3 separate regions of the Homo sapiens genome follow, and regions 1 and 2 are each linked to region 3. Evidence: chromatin loops called from intact Hi-C (ENCODE). Cell type or tissue: PC-9. All regions are shown on one strand. Links, peaks and the distances in the headings refer to the core of each region. The heading gives the core; the rest is flanking DNA.

The links. Peaks named below come from ENCODE experiments on the same cell type or tissue, not always from the same donor. Only the 100,000 strongest peaks of a DNase experiment are listed, where the experiment ranks them.
Region 1: it touches region 3 in a loop (3-fold over the local background); 2 of 110 quality-filtered maps call a loop at or near these places.
Region 2: a loop joins it to region 3, with 4 times the contacts of the local background. A loop is called at or near these places in 3 of 110 quality-filtered maps.

The regions. Positions count from the first base shown.
Region 1 is chr15:67,104,909-67,109,908 of GRCh38, reverse strand. The region is part of intron 1 of SMAD3 (SMAD family member 3); the gene reads right to left. Among named protein-coding and RNA genes, the nearest start is that of SMAD3-AS1, 40 kb to the left of the region's middle. RefSeq lists a silencer at 2,724-3,018 and enhancers at 1,921-3,120, 3,373-4,072. In PC-9, for the core only: no CTCF peak of the experiment used is centred there; DNase peaks (open chromatin) are centred at 2,758 and 4,348; H3K4me3 peaks cover 851 bases; H3K27ac peaks cover 5,000 bases.
Region 2 is chr15:67,198,834-67,205,239 of GRCh38, reverse strand. It overlaps AAGAB (alpha and gamma adaptin binding protein), which reads left to right. Exons shown (of 10, transcript NM_024666.5): 8 at 1,092-1,196; 9 at 1,643-1,692; 10 at 2,342-4,573. The coding sequence ends at 2,419. Among named protein-coding and RNA genes, the nearest start is that of AAGAB, 53 kb to the left of the region's middle. In PC-9, for the core only: no CTCF peak of the experiment used is centred there; a DNase peak (open chromatin) is centred at 3,869.
Region 3 is chr15:67,302,035-67,307,034 of GRCh38, reverse strand. The region is part of intron 4 of IQCH (IQ motif containing H); the gene reads right to left. Among named protein-coding and RNA genes, the nearest start is that of IQCH, 50 kb to the right of the region's middle. In PC-9, for the core only: a CTCF peak has its summit at 3,093; no DNase peak of the experiment used is centred there.

The DNA of each region.
Region 1 (5,000 bases), core at 1-5,000, 200 kb after region 3:
GACCCGGGTGGGTGGGAAGTGGGCCGTGGAGGAGGAGCGGGCTGGCACGCTCCACCAGGCTGATGGCAGCCCCTGCTTCCTGTGGGGCCCATGGCCCACTGACATCACTGAGAGGCCGGCGGAGCGTAAGGGGCACGCGGGTGTCGCAACTGCAGGCAGCACGCGGGGTCATGTGAAGTTCAGCTCTGGGGTTTTCTCAGTCCATTGGGTTTTACTCATCCCTTGTCCATTAAGTGTGTTTCCCCCTCTCGCTTTTCCTTCTTTGTGTGCGTGTGTGTTTTAATTATTCCATGGCTCTTGGCTTGCTTTCATAACCTCACATTAACATTTCTCATTGCTACTGAGAAACAAGGCATTCCACCCACTAGAATGCAAAGACACCAGAGAGAATTCCAGCTCTGTGCAGGAACCCCTGGGGAGAGGGTCAGTATCCAATCACCAAAGAGGAGGATGTAAGACTTACATGCAGCATGGGGTACTAGCCTCTCAGGCCACGAGGTCCACTCTGACCTTCTACCCATTTTACAGATGAGGGCCACAAGTCCCAGAGGGTTAAAGTGACTTGCACAAGGTCACCCAGCTTCAATCAGGGCAAAATGACTCAATTTTTCAAAACTGCTATCACAAAGCATTTTTCAGTGCATGGCAAGCATTCCACACAAAAAGCATTTGCACACACAAAGAACTTACAATGAAAATTATGTCTTACAAGTTAACAAGCCATGAGAATGTTCTAATCATCAAGCATTAAAAATACCCAAATGCATATTCATCCCATGCATTCTTCGACAAGTATTTGTGAAGTGACCATGCTTTATCAGGCACCGTGCTAGGTGCTAGACTCCAGAGACACGAAGACGAATAATAACTGGTCTTCGTCAACAAGAACTCAATTGTGAGACAAAAGCCAACTTGAGGAAAATTAAGCCTATTTCAAACATGCCTTGATCTGTGTAACATTCATAATACATAATATCTTCTTTGATCTCCACAGTTTTCTCTCTACCTCCAGATCAGTGCAATCTCTGGTTTTCCACTTTTTTTTTTCTTTCCAAATGAAAATAGAGCACAACTGTCATTTTCAATCTACTAAGTCATAAACCACAAGGCAGGCTGCAAGGACCAAATGCTCCGTTTTAGAACGAGCCCAGTGCAGAGAACAGAGTCCACACCACAAGGCAGGGAGCTGTGGTCCAGATGAGTGACATGCCCTTAGTGACCTGGGTCCTGGCCTCCGACCCAGAGACCAGTCCCATGGAGCCCCTGTCCTTGAGGGCTCACTGCCTGGGACTGTGAGAAGAATAACCCAGAAACCAATGATTTCAACATATCGTGGTGTGTGTCAGACCTAGGCATGCTCAGCAGCTGGGGGGACACATTTGCAGTGGCCAGGAGGAGGGGGCATCTGAAGGCTGCTTCCTGGAGATCAAGATGGGACTACGTTTTGGAGGAAGTAAGTTGAATAGGCTTGGGACATTCCAGGCTGGTATGGGCAAAGCAAGGAGGCAAGAAATGGCTTGGCACAGGGTGGGGAGGCAAGCAGGCTTCTAGTATCATCAGAGTGGGGATTCTCAACCTTTTTGGGCAAAGCATGGTCATTTTCAATTCCAGTGATTTTCACAGACCTCTCCCATGGTGGCAGTTGTACTTGAAATCAGTCACTCCACAAATGCGTAATCCCTGCCCATTTACAGCAATAATACAACCGCACAGAGTCTGCAGCTGCCAGGTTGGAAAGCTTCTTACCGGAGCCCCCGAGGGCAAGGCCAAGTGAGAGGAGATGGAGGACGCTGTGCAGACCCCAAGGGACAAGGCGAGTTATCCCCGAAGCACTAGGAACCACTGGACGGAAGGGTTCTAACCAGGGAGGTGCTGAAGCAAGATCTGTCCTTTAGAAAGATCACCCTGGGCACAGCGCGGGAGGTGGTGGGGGGGTGGGGGGGAGAGGAGAGCAGATCCAGGGAGGCTGCTCGGGGAGATGACCTGGAGGCCCAGTCACCTAGGTGAGGGAGGATGACTTTCCACACCAGATGTCAGTATCACAGAAGCCTCAAGCCTCAGATAATCCTCCCTTCCAAAACCTAAAACAAACCCAAAATTCCCCACTCAATTTCAACAATAGTCAAAATCAAATGGCTCCTCCTCTATCAGGCCATATCCCTATGGAAGGGAAGGGTGAGGCTTTGGGGTGGGTGAGGGCAACAGTATGGGGCAGGGAAGGGAAGTGGAGGGACAGAGGGAGGCCCTGTCCATGCAATAACCACAGCGACAGGCAGTGACTTAGGCTGGGCAAACCAAGTGACCGTGGCAAGGCTCAGAGAGGCGGGAAGGGCCGGGGGAAGCCCCTCTCCCATCAGAAATTACTCGCAGCCGAATGACGGACTTCATCTGTCTCTGCCTGCAGGTGACCACAGACTGCATCAGGAGGGCAGGAGGGCAGGAGGGCATGGCAACAAGGCTCTCCCCTTGTCTGGCACCCCAGAAAGCAGAGCTGAGAAATCTCACCCTGGGAAGAAGGGTGGGGTGCTTATGTGGTGGGAGTGGCGCAGCAGGTGGGAAGATTTCGAGGCTCTGAAAGGCCCACTCCCCTCCACCCAGATAAAGCTACTTCTCTCTTGGTTTCCTTGGGGCTATCACAGTCACTGTGCCTGAAATTCCCACCATTTGTCATTCCTTTGGCATCCAAGGCCCAATGACTGACTACACTAAAATCTTCAGTTAAAGCATGACTCATTAAAATCTTTTTTTTTTTTTTAATGCACTCAGTAAACATTTATTGAGGGCTTGACTGTTCCAGGTACTGTGCTGAGCCCTGGGTGGGAGAGAGGGTGATGACTAAGGCTTGGGAAGTCAGGGCTAGGGAAGCCGACAGAAGCCAAGTCGTGCAGACGGGGCCCTGTGAACTCAGCTAAGGAGACTGGACTCCACTTGGACTCCCTGGAAAGCTACCAGAGTTTTAAACCACTGGGGAATGATATGTTTTGATACCACCGTTCTGGGTCCCCTGGGGTAATAAATACTATGCCATTACCACCATTAACACCTTCGTGTGAATTAGGTAATCAGATAAGTGTCACCTTGCAAAAGACTGAGATGTAGGACTGATAAGTTTTGATGCCAGAGAGTGAAGCCAGGAAGAGCCAGTGCTCAGTGGCTACCACGCGGGTAACGGAGAGCAGGGGACAGACCCCAAAGGAAGCTGTGTGTGGGGCCATCACAGCATAAGTGTCCTCCACATATGATGTACGCCTGTAAATAGTTACTGAGCTCCTTTGATCTGGGTCCTGAGCATAGCAGAGAACAAAAGAAATGGCCCCTGACCTCAAGAGGAAGACAGACAGTGCATAATCACAGATTTAGAACTACAAGCTGGAGTAGGGTCTCAGAAGGAAAAGAACAGTCTCTGTGAGAGAGTGTATTGGGGATAGAGTTAAGATGAAGGGGAGGAATTAGAAAGGGCTCTCTTAGATGACATTTAAGGGGAGACCTGACTCACATTCGCCAGCTGAAAACTATGGGGACAAGCATTCCAGGAAGAAGGAACAGCATGTGCACAGGCCCTGAGGAAAGATACGTAAGGTCAGGGTAGGCCTGAGAGGTTGAGATTTGAACCCTTGTTTGGGATTCAGACCCTCATTCTCAAGGCAGCAGGAAGCCCTGAACAATTTTCAGCAGATATGACAGATGACAGATGTACATTTCTTAGAGATCATGCTGGCTGCCGGTGGAGAATGGGCCCAGTGGAGAGGAGGGTACAGGCAGGGAGACCAGGTAGGAGGGAGACGGGGCCAGAAACATCCTGATTTGGGTGAGGAAGCAGCAGTGGAAATGGGGCATTGGATGAACTTAGATATTCTGGGGGCAGAACTGACAGGGCTCAGTGATGTCCTGGATGGTGAGGGAGAAGGAGAAGAGGCTAAAATGATTGCTTCCTGAGGTCTGGATGGTGGTGCTTTTCACTGGGAAGGGGAGGCCTGGAGGAGGCTGTGCAGACGGCAGGGAGGGCCGGGGAATGAATGCAGATGAAGCCTTCCATTCAGGACATGCTCAAGCAAGACCTTCAGAGGCAGCACAGCACAGATGTCAACAATGGGCCCTGGCCTGACCTAGGGCAACAGGAGGCATTAGCAGGCCCTGCGTTGCTTCAGGCAGGTTGAAAACCCCACGGGATCTCCAGCCAGGGCATCAGGGTAAGAGACACATTCCTGTTTCTCCCTCCTGTGCCCTGTCAGAGAGAAAGGCTTTCCCTTTTCTGGAAGTGCCAAAAATGCAGCACAGGAAACTCATTCTGCTGCCAGAGTGACTAATATTTATCACTGGTATATACAGTAGCCATTCTTCAAGGCCATGAATTTCTGCCCACAGCTAGAGCCACAATTCTCTCAGCCACCCTGCCCAAGCTCAGCCCTGCCTCAGCATTCCACAGGGCTGAATAATACTCTTTGCTTCCCGTAGGGGCTCTGCTTACCCAACAGCCCGGCATCTTCTCAGCATCCTGGACTCACCGCATACAGCTCAAGGTTCAAGGTTTCCACTGTGGCCGTGGAGGTGCGCCATGATCTTGTTCCCCTACCCCTCCCTACCCATCCTGCCTGAGTCCCCACCACCAAACAGAGGCAGCTACTCCCTCCCTGTAGAACGCAGAGGAAGGACACAGAGGGCAAGAACTTTGGAGAGCGCCTCATCCAACCTTTTTGTTTACTAAGGAGTAAACTGAGGCTCAGAGAAGTCAACTGACTTGCCTAAGGTCACACAACAGAGCTGAGACAAAAACTCCAGGCCAGGGATCTTTCTTTGGAAAGAAAGGGCCAAAGGTGGCAAGGCCTCCTGACAAACAGTGCCTCCTGTTCAGGGAGGTGAGATGGAGCCACAGGTGGCTTTGATACTGAGAGACCCCCAGGAAGCAGACAAGGAAGAGCAGAGCCACTGGGAAGCCTGCAAGATCAAACTCTGAAAGAAGTCTGCACGCAGCTGCACGGTGTCTGTCCCCAGACAGCTTT
Region 2 (6,406 bases), core at 1,407-6,406, 100 kb after region 3:
CATGGAGCTTAGTCTAAAAATATAGAGATAGGACCTATAATGTAATGGTTAAGGTCATAGTCATTGGAGTCCTGTACAGCTGGGTTCAAATCATGGCTTTATCGCTAGTAATGGCCTTACCTTGAATAAATTAACCTCTGTTGGCATTAGTTTCCTCTTCTGTAAAATAACGGTGATAAATCTTTCCTCATAGGGCTGTTGCAAAGATGCAGTGGAACCATGTAAGTTAAAGCATTCAGTGGTGCAGATCCAAAGCAAATTCTCTCTTATGGTAGTAGTACTTATTAAAGTAGTGGTGGAGAAATGTTAGAATACAAGGTAATATATGCAAGTGCTAAGACAGTTCTGGAAACAATAAGTGTAGAAAGAATTCTAAGGAAGGAGACCTGTGAAAGTGGGATGGGCAGGGAAGACATTCTAAACATAGTGGGCCTGGAGTGGAGAAGGAGTTAAAATTCTGATTAAAAACAAACTTTAATAAAGAAGCAGTGTGCCAAGGTAGAAACAGTAAAAGATTTGTAGTAAGAAAATATGAATTTAAATCAGCTCTACCTCTGAATAGCTGTAATTTTAGATGAGTTCATTTTTAGATACAGGTTTTTTTTTCATATCATTTCTGTTATTCTCAGATAATGTTATCTGTTCTAATCACCTTTTATAGTGGTTGTCGGTAATAGATGTGAAAATATTTGTTGTACAGTAAAATATGGCATAAACTTTAGTCATTATTGGTGAATCAGTGTACCTTAGTGGAGTGAGTATGCTTTCCGAGTTGGAAACACCTGCGTCTGAATCAACTTACTAGCTGTCACCTCGGCAAGTCACTTCAACTCTGAGATGTGGTTTTCTCATCTTTAAAATGGAAATAGTACTCCTTACCTCATGACGATGTTGTGAGGATAAAATAGTTACTCTTCATTTGTGAGGGCCCACTAGCAGCCAAGCAGGGTGAGCCATGAGCTGTAAAGCTGGTATACACTGGGCCTTCGATCATTGGTGACTTCATCAAGGTTAGCATTTGCCTTAGGATTCTCTGAGTGTAGCACATATGCAAATAACGTGACAGATAATGTGACAAATCCCTATTTCAGATCCCATGTTAGATCTGGATATTCAAGAATTAGCCAGTCTTACCACTGGAGGAGGAGATGTGGAGAATTTTGAAAGACTCTTTTCAAAGTTAAAGGAAATGAAAGGTAATCAGATCCATTGTGTCTAATATGTTCCCATGTTGATGCTTGTCTGTTTTACGTAGTAGCATTTTATTTTGTTAACTGCTGGATTGGATTCCTTGTTCTGGTCTCAGCTGTCTTGAGAAACTTAGCTACTCCTGGGACTTGGTAAAAAAAAAAAATTCCCTGGGGAAAATTTTTCCATCTTCGTTCTCTTTCTTTTTACTTTTCCTGCTTTTGCCTTGTTTCTTTCAATGTGTTACATAAGGTGGAAACTGTAAGATCCCTACCAATTTACTCACATCATTCCCATCTGGAAAATTTGGAAGACTTAAAAACTTCCTAATACATGTAATGACTACATCATAAACATGTCTTTGAAACCCGTCTCCCATCTTCTAGTGTTATTCATATACTCCAGGTTATCCTGTGCTATTAGACAAATTTCTTAAGATATATTTTCCCCCTAGACAAGGCTGCGACGCTTCCTCATGAGCAAAGAAAAGTGCATGCAGAAAAGGTGAGACAATCAGCCAGGTATTTATTGAATACCTATAAAAGGTCCAGTGCTATTATTATAATTATATATCACACTTGTGTATTTCTGAAGGGTCTTAGTGTGAGCTTTTCATTGAATATTAACTTCTAACTAATTAAATATTTATACAGTAATAGTATAGTTGCTGCAGTCAAACCAAGATTTTTCACCTGGATGGTGAGTGATGTGGAACCTTTATTGAGACTCAGGATGTTTGCCTTTCTAACTATTGGGCCAGAAAACTCTTAGTTGTTTTGTTTTATTATTACCAACACAACACATGCTATTGGCAGGAAACTTGTATGGTTGATGGTGTTCCCTGATATGTGTCATAATTTATCCTGTTCCCTTTTGGACATTTAGGTCATGTGCATTTTTTGCTTCTATAAATAACAAAGCTGTGCATGTCTTTACACATCATCTTTGTATACAACTCTAAATATATCCTTGGTATAAATTTCTAGATGTGGCGATCATGGGTCAAATGGTATTCAAGGGTTCTGATATGTGTTGCCAGAGGACTGGAGGGCAAAGTGCAGAATTTTAGGTCTCAGTCAGTTTAAGGTATGACATATGAAACAAGCTGAAATGTAGCTGTTGCCTAAAATTTGTTGCATGCTTCTCTCCACAGGTGGCCAAAGCATTCTGGATGGCAATCGGGGGAGACAGAGATGAAATTGAAGGCCTTTCATCTGATGAAGAGCACTGAATTATTCATACTAGGGTTTGACCAACAAAGATGCTAGCTGTCTCTGAGATACCTCTCTACTCAGCCCAGTCATATTTTGCCAAAATTGCCCTTATCATGTTGGCTGCCTGACTTGTTTATAGGGTCCCCTTAATTTTAGTTTTTAGTAGGAGGTTAAGGAGAAATCTTTTTTTTCCTCAGTATATTGTAAGAGAGTGAGGAATACAGTGATAGTAATGAGTGAGGATTTCTTAAATATACTTTTTTTTTGTTCTAGGAATGAGGGTAGGATAAATCTCAGAGGTCTGTGTGATTTACTCAAGTTGAAGACAACCTCCAGGCCATTCCTGGTCAACCTTTTAAGTAGCATTTCCAGCATTCACACTTGATACTGCACATCAGGAGTTGTGTCACCTTTCCTGGGTGATTTGGGTTTTCTCCATTCAAGGAGCTTGTAGCTCTGAGCTATGATGCTTTTATTGGGAGGAAAGGAGGCAGCTGCAGAATTGATGTGAGCTATGTGGGGCCGAAGTCTCAGCCCGCAGCTAAGTCTCTACCTAAGAAAATGCCTCTGGGCATTCTTTTGAAGTATAGTGTCTGAGCTCATGCTAGAAAGAATCAAAAAGCCAGTGTGGATTTTTAGACTGTAATAAATGAGGCAAAGGATTTCTATTCCAGTGGGAAGAAAACCTCTCTACTGAGTTGTGGGGGATATGTTGTATGTTAGAGAGAACCTTAAGGAGTCCTTGTATGGGCCATGGAGACAGTATGTGATAACATACCGTGATTTTCATGAAGAAATTCTTCTGTCTTAGAGTTCTCCCCTGCTGCTTGAGATGCCAGAGCTGTGTTGTTGCACACCTGCAAAACAAGGCACATTTCCCCCTTTCTCTTTAAAGCCAAAGAGAGATCACTGCCAAAGTGGGAGCACTAAGGGGTGGGTGGGGAAGTGAAATGTTAGGCGATGAATTCCTGAGCACCTTGTTTTTCTTCCAAGGTTCGTAGCTCCTCTCTGCCCTTCCAAGCCTGTAACCTCGGAGGACTATCTTTTGTTCTTTATCCTTTGTCTTGTTTGAGTGGGTCAGCCCCAGAGGAACTGATAAGCAAATGGCAAGTTTTTAAAGGAAGAGTGGAAAGTACTGCAAATAAAAATCCTTATTTGTTTTTGTAGACTTTGTAATGCATATCATTAGCCCTCACTGTGATCATTACTGCTGTGGCTCTGAACTGGCACATAGTACAGTGGATGGAAGGTGCCCGCACACCAGCTGAGAACTGGTTCTGGCCTAGGTGGGCTCTAGAACCATTTACACAGCATGAAAGAAACAGGTTGGGTTAGGAGCAGAAAGAAATAAGGCTCACACCCCTCCAGACACTACCTTATAAGCACTGCAGAACCTGAAACAGATGGCAGAAGGAATGGAATGCTACAGGGGCCAGCAGGAGTGACCACAGGGAGGGGACAGCTCAGTGACTGGAGCATTCAGGAAGAGGCTTTCCAGGGAACACTGGACATTGCTTAGTGACCTTTTGTTCCTTTTTTTTTTTTTTTCTTTTACTGTTCTGAAAGACTTTGAGTCTGTGGTTCACCACCAGCCCATCAGTGTTTCTTTGAGGTGATTGCATTAGGGAAGTTGGCTCTGGGATTGCAAAAAAAAAAAAAAGGTGGAACATGTTTTCCTTAAAAGATGGAAGGTTTTAGAAAATATACTAGGCCATCTGGTTAGAAAAAACAGACCAGACTAGAAAAAGCTGTGAATTTGATTTTGTAGATTAAACAAAGCCAGATGATTAAAATGTGATTTATTTATAAACTGTGCTAATGTCTATTATTATGATTTTGTGGTTTTTTATTAGGGGGTATGAGTGAGGGAAGCCCTATATCCTTCATTGGATTAGACATATATAGTGAATAGTGGAAGAGTCTGTCAAGCTCACTATTTTAGAATTTACCCTGCATATGTAATGTCATGTTTTTAAGACCTCAGCTATGCAGGGATATTGGCCTCTTCTAGGGACATATGGGATGAAGGTCTCTAGTGAAATCTACTAAAAGCCCATGTTAGAATAGTGATCATGAGCTAACACTACAGTAATAGCTGCAGTCTATCTAAAGTGACCTATGTTCATGCTACCACAAGTTGTTACAGAATTGCCAGCTGGAATTTAAAATAAGAGACTTGGTTTTTGGTTGTTTTTTCCTTAAACATTTCTTGATTTGCATAACATAGTGTTTGGCACATAGTGTTTGGCACATAGTAGGCCCTTAGTTTTGGTTGTAAAGTATGGTTTGTGTTTGATGAATATGATCACAAAGTTTGAAGGTCCATACATAAGTGCTGGAAGGTAAGGGAAGACAAGAATAAACATTTTTCCCCTGAGAAAATCATGTGTTATGTAATAATTTTAGAGTGATGAAGACATAGATATTTTTATAATTTTAAAATATGCCATCTTGCCAGAGTATGAGAAGATTGACAGAACCAGTTTGCTTGCTCTCTATTTATAGAACTTGGCCACGTCTAATTCAGAGAAGCTAGAGATTCAGGGAAGCTAGACTTAGATGGTTGAGTAATATGGGATGTGGTTCAAGGACCATAGAGCATGTTAGGCCATTCCTGCAAACTACTTCTAACACGTGAAATGTGATATATGGCTAATTTCCTGGTCCCACTGTGGAGAGGTCGGGATCAACATTTTTGCCATGGCTTGTCAGATTCATTTAACCTTGGGCCAGTCTCTTAACAATGGGCGTTGAGAGAGCATGTGGAATGCCCCTTGCCTTGCCTTGGCCTGCCATGGAAAAGCAGTCTTAGAAGAATCACTGTCTAAGGGTAAGATGAGAGCTCTGTAAACTATTCTGAGCTTCAGCGTTTGCCGATACAAAGCTAAATTTAGCAAACGTGTCCAGTGTGGTCAGAGGTTCTGATTCATTAGGGGTTCTGATTCATTGAACGTTCTGATTGATGGAGACAAGAGTTTCAGTGAATGTTCTAATGCATTAGATTTGCTCTTCACTCTCTGCTGCCCCTGTTAATTTTACAATAGACAATTTAGCTACAGCATTATGTCATTAAGTACCAAATCTTATTAGAGGACTATAGGTGGAGTAAGTGTAAAAAAATCTGGTCATGTGTACTGAACCCAGTACTATGTTAGTACAAGGTTAGTTTGAAAACAACCCCGTTAACTTTCCCATAATTTGTATGTCTCATGAAAGTAGAATGCTGACTGTGCGGCATAATTCTAGTATTTTCGATTCCACTCAGGGTTTAGTGATCCATCCTGGCATCTTTGGCATGTAAGCTCTTACAGAAAACGTCTTAGAGATCCTGTAAAGTTCATACTTTGGCATTACATATGCCTGTTGTTAACATCACAAAGCTTGCTCTTAATGTAGGTATCCTTACTCAGAATTAGGTTCTAGCATAGGAAGTATCTTGCTCTATCCTAAGTTGTTCCTCTGGTTTGCAGAAGAATTAACAAAAAAGGTAACAGCAATAGCGTATTCCCACTCTTAGGGATTTACAGTTCTACTTTGTTTCCTTTTGAAAACATTGTGATTCAAAACCTGGCCCTAATGGTTATTACTGCATCTTTGGAACACAGGCCTGGGGGTGAAAAGAAAAAAAAAAACTTTTAAAACCCCTTTCTGTGTATCCATTGTTATGCCCAAACACTTCCTCCGCACAACTACAGATCTGGGAGGCATAACCAGGCACCCCAAGCTGCTTGCTTATGCCCAGTTTACTGACTAGGAAGCCTCTTGGGTTCTCTCTAATGAAGTGTCCAATCATTGCTCCTGCCCTTGCTATTATCAGCCAGGTGGCTTTAATGCTATTACACAAAAATGTGGACTAAGGCCTAGGGTAGGAACTTTATGGAAACAACAGCATAGTTTAGGAGAGAAAAGATTCTTTTAATCTGAATTCCAAGGACATGGCCTGCAACAATCATGCTTCCCCAGGAAATTCTCAGGAAGTCATTAATGGTGAAGTTAGACGGCCT
Region 3 (5,000 bases), core at 1-5,000:
TAATTGTTCTTTTAAAATTCATGTTAACAGATACATGTTTCAAGCCTTTTAAGAAACACTTTTTATTTAAAAGGAATAAATCAAAGTCAAATTTTCTGTAGATTTCTTAATGTGTTGTATTATAAAGTCTAACTGGAACTGGATGTCAGTGAGGGAACATGAACAGTACCAGGGATTTCTTCTTGTTTCCACATACCTTTGAGGACCTACTAGAAAAAATGTTAGAAGGTTGTTTGTTACTATTTGGCAGATTGAAGATATTGAAAAAATCACCAGTGAGTCTCACTTTTAATATGTTTTTGGTAAATTGATTTTACATAACAGAGTCACAGGATATAAAATTCTGAAGATAGTTTTGCAATATGAGTATGTGTGTGTGGCAGGGGGTATATGTGTTTTCAATGCACTAAAATCCTGGCATCAGCCTCTTATTATCAGGAGGAATACACCACTTCATAAGATGGAGAAGATACCAGCTTCTAGGAACAAATAATGGAAATTGGCTACATATTCACATTTGCTCTGTCAAAAATGTCTAAGGTTATTTACAAGCTTTTGACAAGCTGATCAAGTTTCATAAGAAGTAACGAAACACATGGCCCTCGGCAGCCAAATAATAATCCCGTTTGAGTGTTTAGTTCTAAAATGATTAGCTTTGATGATGCCTTTCTAATTAACTATACATCCCAATGCTAGACACATTACTCTAGTTTGGGTAAGTGCTTTTGAAATGATTTTTATAAGTGGTAAATCACAACTGCATTTATCCCCAAATGCTTTATATGACTGTTTAAAACCAAATACCTGAACACACTTCTCTCACAGTACTTTTTGCACAATGCTTCTGTTTTATAAATCCAAAATGAAAATACTGTTTTTCAGTTAGTATTACCATACAACTATATCAACATAAAATGATAGGGTCAACTAACTATTTGATCAAAAGGCCAACAGTTTGAAAAAAATATACACAATGTATATCCAATTTTAAATTGCTCTGGTGTAGATTTTTATGGCATCAAGTTTGATGGAAAAAGGAGATTTAATACAGTAAATGAATATCTATTAGCTATATGTCATAAAAGGGAAGTGCTTTCCCAAATTCTCTTTGCTCAAAGTATGTAGATACAACATCCAAGGCACTCATTCTATTTGGAAATTGGAAAAATACACAATTAATGACTAAGAATCTGCCCCAAGTTTTGGATATAATTTTGAAATCTCTATTTGCTTAAGTCTGAATCTTCATTCAGATTCATAAAGCAAAGCATAATCCTTTTTAAATCTAGAGGTATGCCTTTTAAAACTCCAGTACTCATCAGAAAAAGTTCACATGAAACACAGCAGTTGCCTCGGGCTACAAAGCCTCAGTACTCCTCCAGCTAAGCCAATATTAATTCTAGATGGAAGAGGAAAACCAACAACAAAAGAGAAATCTGCTTCTGTCTGTGTTGCCAGAGAAATAATATTTGTATTTCAGGGGCTTTGGGCTCATGGGAAGCAGATAAAAACCCTTTCACATTATTCACAGTGACATTTTAAATAAAGTTTCAGCAGGAATAAAAATATCTAACTTTCTGGTTATTTCTTAGGCTATAGAAGTATTTGTAAGATAAAGTGCTCTTAAACCAAACCTGTTAGAATAACATAAAGCACATATAAAGAAACTGAAAATATATTTCAGGGTTACACGAATGAAGTAGGCAGTTGAAAATGTCTGTGTAGGAAATTTGGAAGATTAACCTAAGAGACTATTATGCTAGTTAGAAATGGCTTTGCAATTTAATCCTAACATTAATCTTGTTTTTAGTTTTGATTTCACCAAGGCATACATTTAAGAGCTTTTGAAAGAAGCCAAAGGTTAAAAATGTATTTAAAAAAATAGAGATGTTACCTCAGTAATTGTTTTCAGTGTTAGAAATGATCTCAAATTAAATAATTTCCCAGCTAAAATGAAGCACTACTCTTAATTCTCCTAAGAAAACTCCACAACATAGAGTACAATCCTTGCTTTAGGACAAGGTAGCATCTAGTCAATGGCAAAAATGGCATTGACTCTGAGATCTCTTACTGCAGATCTACATTTGACTATTTTTCCCTCTCACTATTTTGCTGACATAAAGGCTTAGTCCCTGCTTGCCTCAGATTTAGAATAATATTCTCAAATATTTGCATATTATGACAGTATACACAATGGAAGAGGATTCTGTGCTGTTGTTTTATTTGGATTTTTCTAGTGGTAAGCCTACTATCAAAGAAATACAATATTTAAAATTTCTCTATTAATTCTTTTTGCTGGTAAATTATTTCCTCGTTAAAATTATGGTACTAGATTATTTAGGAATATCAAATAAAATAGAGAAATCTGAATGAGCTACAAATAAGTCTTCAAAAACAGGCTTACATTTTCTTAATCATTGCTAATTATAAACAGAATGAGAGCCATTTCATCTCCAAAAAATTCCAAAGACAAAAGGATCACAATCTTTACTTAACATCTACATTACATCTTACACTACTAATAAATGACTTTTATTTCTTAAAAAAATAAGAGCTCATTAAAACAACTCATTACTTACACATGCTTTTCTCTGATTAATATATGGCAAACTGATTCCATAGTTCGCATTTACAGCAGCTCTGTGGTGGATGTTTTCAGGATCCTGCAAGATTTTTACATTCAACCCTATCTTTCGCTGAAACAAAGAAACAATGAAACTTTCATGCTGGATGAACAAAAATGCTTACTAACATTTTATATCCTCAAAGGAGTTTAAAGTTCTTTGGAAATAATTATTTTAATGAAATTCTCACTGGAAAAAAATATATTTGGATCTTTTATTTAGGCTGCTAATCAGTCCCTTTTATTCACAGAAAAGGAACTTTGTGTAGATTTTCCTCCGTGTATCCCATTGCTCCCACAAATACATCCTCAGACACATTTTCTTAAAAATAATGCTGGAAGCCAACCAAGGTGGGCAAAGGACTAGATAGAATACCTGGTCTTAATTTCTTTTTAGCTTTCCAGGTCAAGGATTTTGTCAATGAAATCTATACTACAAATACACAGGTAGAGGGCTCCCTTGGTCTGTTAATGTGGCCACTTTCCTCTAGGGACATTTACAGGTAAATCTCAGTTTGGGCCTGGTAAATTTACCACAACAAATTTATCTACTCCTTCACAGAGATTCTCTTATCTGTAAGAATAATTTATGCTTTCATTAGAAAAAAATAAAAGCCTCTTGTCTGAACCACTTATTCCTCATTTTAAATAATTCAAATTAGTTATTGTTGACATGCTTGATAAACCATGAGAGTGGGCCACATAGTGGTGGTGGCAAGGGGCACTAGATAGTTGTCAGGACACCTAGGTGCCAGCTCTCCTCTCGACTGCTGTGTGTGACCTTGGGTAAGTCACTTCACCTCTATGGAAGTCAGTTTCTCTATTCACAAAATGCATGTTAGACTTAATGGTCTCTTGAGGAACCATGCCCAAGCTTTGGGATTCTATGATTTGAGGCTAAAAAATAATTTGGCACGTAGGGAATATGGTATTACTAATAATTTCTAGTCTTTTGTGATTTTAAAAATTGTAATATAATGCATATACCATAAAATTCACCCCTTTAAAGTGTACAATTCAGTGGTTTTCAGTATATTCACAACCATCACCACTATCTAATTCCAGAACATGTGCATCCCCCGAAAATGAGACCTCATACCCATTAGCAATTGCTCCCCATTCCCTCTTCCCACTAGTTCCAGGCAACCAGTAATCTACTTTCTGTCTCTCCTGATGTATCTATTCTGGACATTTCATAAAAATGGAGTCAAAATATGTAGGCTTCGCAACTTTTTAAAAAGGAGGTTAGAAGTATTGTGAGCAACCTAACTGTTTTCCTTTCAATTAAGTGTCTTAGTTTTGAGGGTGATCTGATGCAGTTGTTAAAATGTTGTAGGAATTGGACAGATTTGTTCATGATCCATCTATTTCTTTGACATAAGCATTTATAAAGGGTCTGTGCCTAAGGTCAAAGTGAAGAAGGCTACAAAAATATCTACAGAATGTATGCTAGATAAGCATAGATACGTTTAGGTAAGGTCTTTAACAGATATCCCAAATCTTCCTTTTACTTTTTAATAGCATGGTTTTTTGTTGTTGTTGTTGTTGTTGTTTTGAGACGGAGTCTCGCTCTGTCACCCAGGCTGGAGTGCAGTGACACAATCTCGGTTCACTGAAACCTCCGCCTCCCAGGTTCAAGTGATTCTCCTGCCTCAGCCTCCTGAGTAGCTGGGATTACAGGTGTGCACTACCACACCCGGCTAATTTTTGTATTTTTAGTAGAGACAGGGTTTCACCATGTTGGTCAGGCTGGTCTCGAACTCCTGACCTCGTGATCCACCTGCCTTAGCCTCCCAAAGTGCTGGGATTACAGGCATGAGCCACTGTAGTCGACCAATAGCATTTCTTAAACCAAATCTCCAAATAACTGCCCTCAACTGTCCACTTTATTTAATCTGGGCAAGGATACAGGATGCAAACAAGGCATGTCTATTTCCTTCTCCTTGAGGTACACGTGGTCACAAAAGTAATGTCGTACCTAATTATAAATGGCTTTTCTTCTGTGGGTAACACTCACAGCACTACTCCAGGGTTTTTGCATGGAAGCAGATTGCCTCTTCTATTGAAATTAATACCTGAACATAATTTTTTCCTTCTTAAACTTTCAGAATAATTTCTATTCTACCAAGGATTGGGAAATTGCTAATATGTATTGTATTGACTGGATGTGGGTTTCTGTAATTAGGGTGTTTTTAAAATGTGTGTATTCTGGATACAGAATTGATGGTAATAGCTTCATCTATCACGTCTAAGCTTTGTTAGAACATTTTAATTATGGGATTATTGGCTCATAGCAGTTTTCTTAGTTTTATCATGCTCCATCAAGTTTGTGTGGTTATAGGTCTGGTGTAGGGAGGAAATGGCCAAATACAGAATC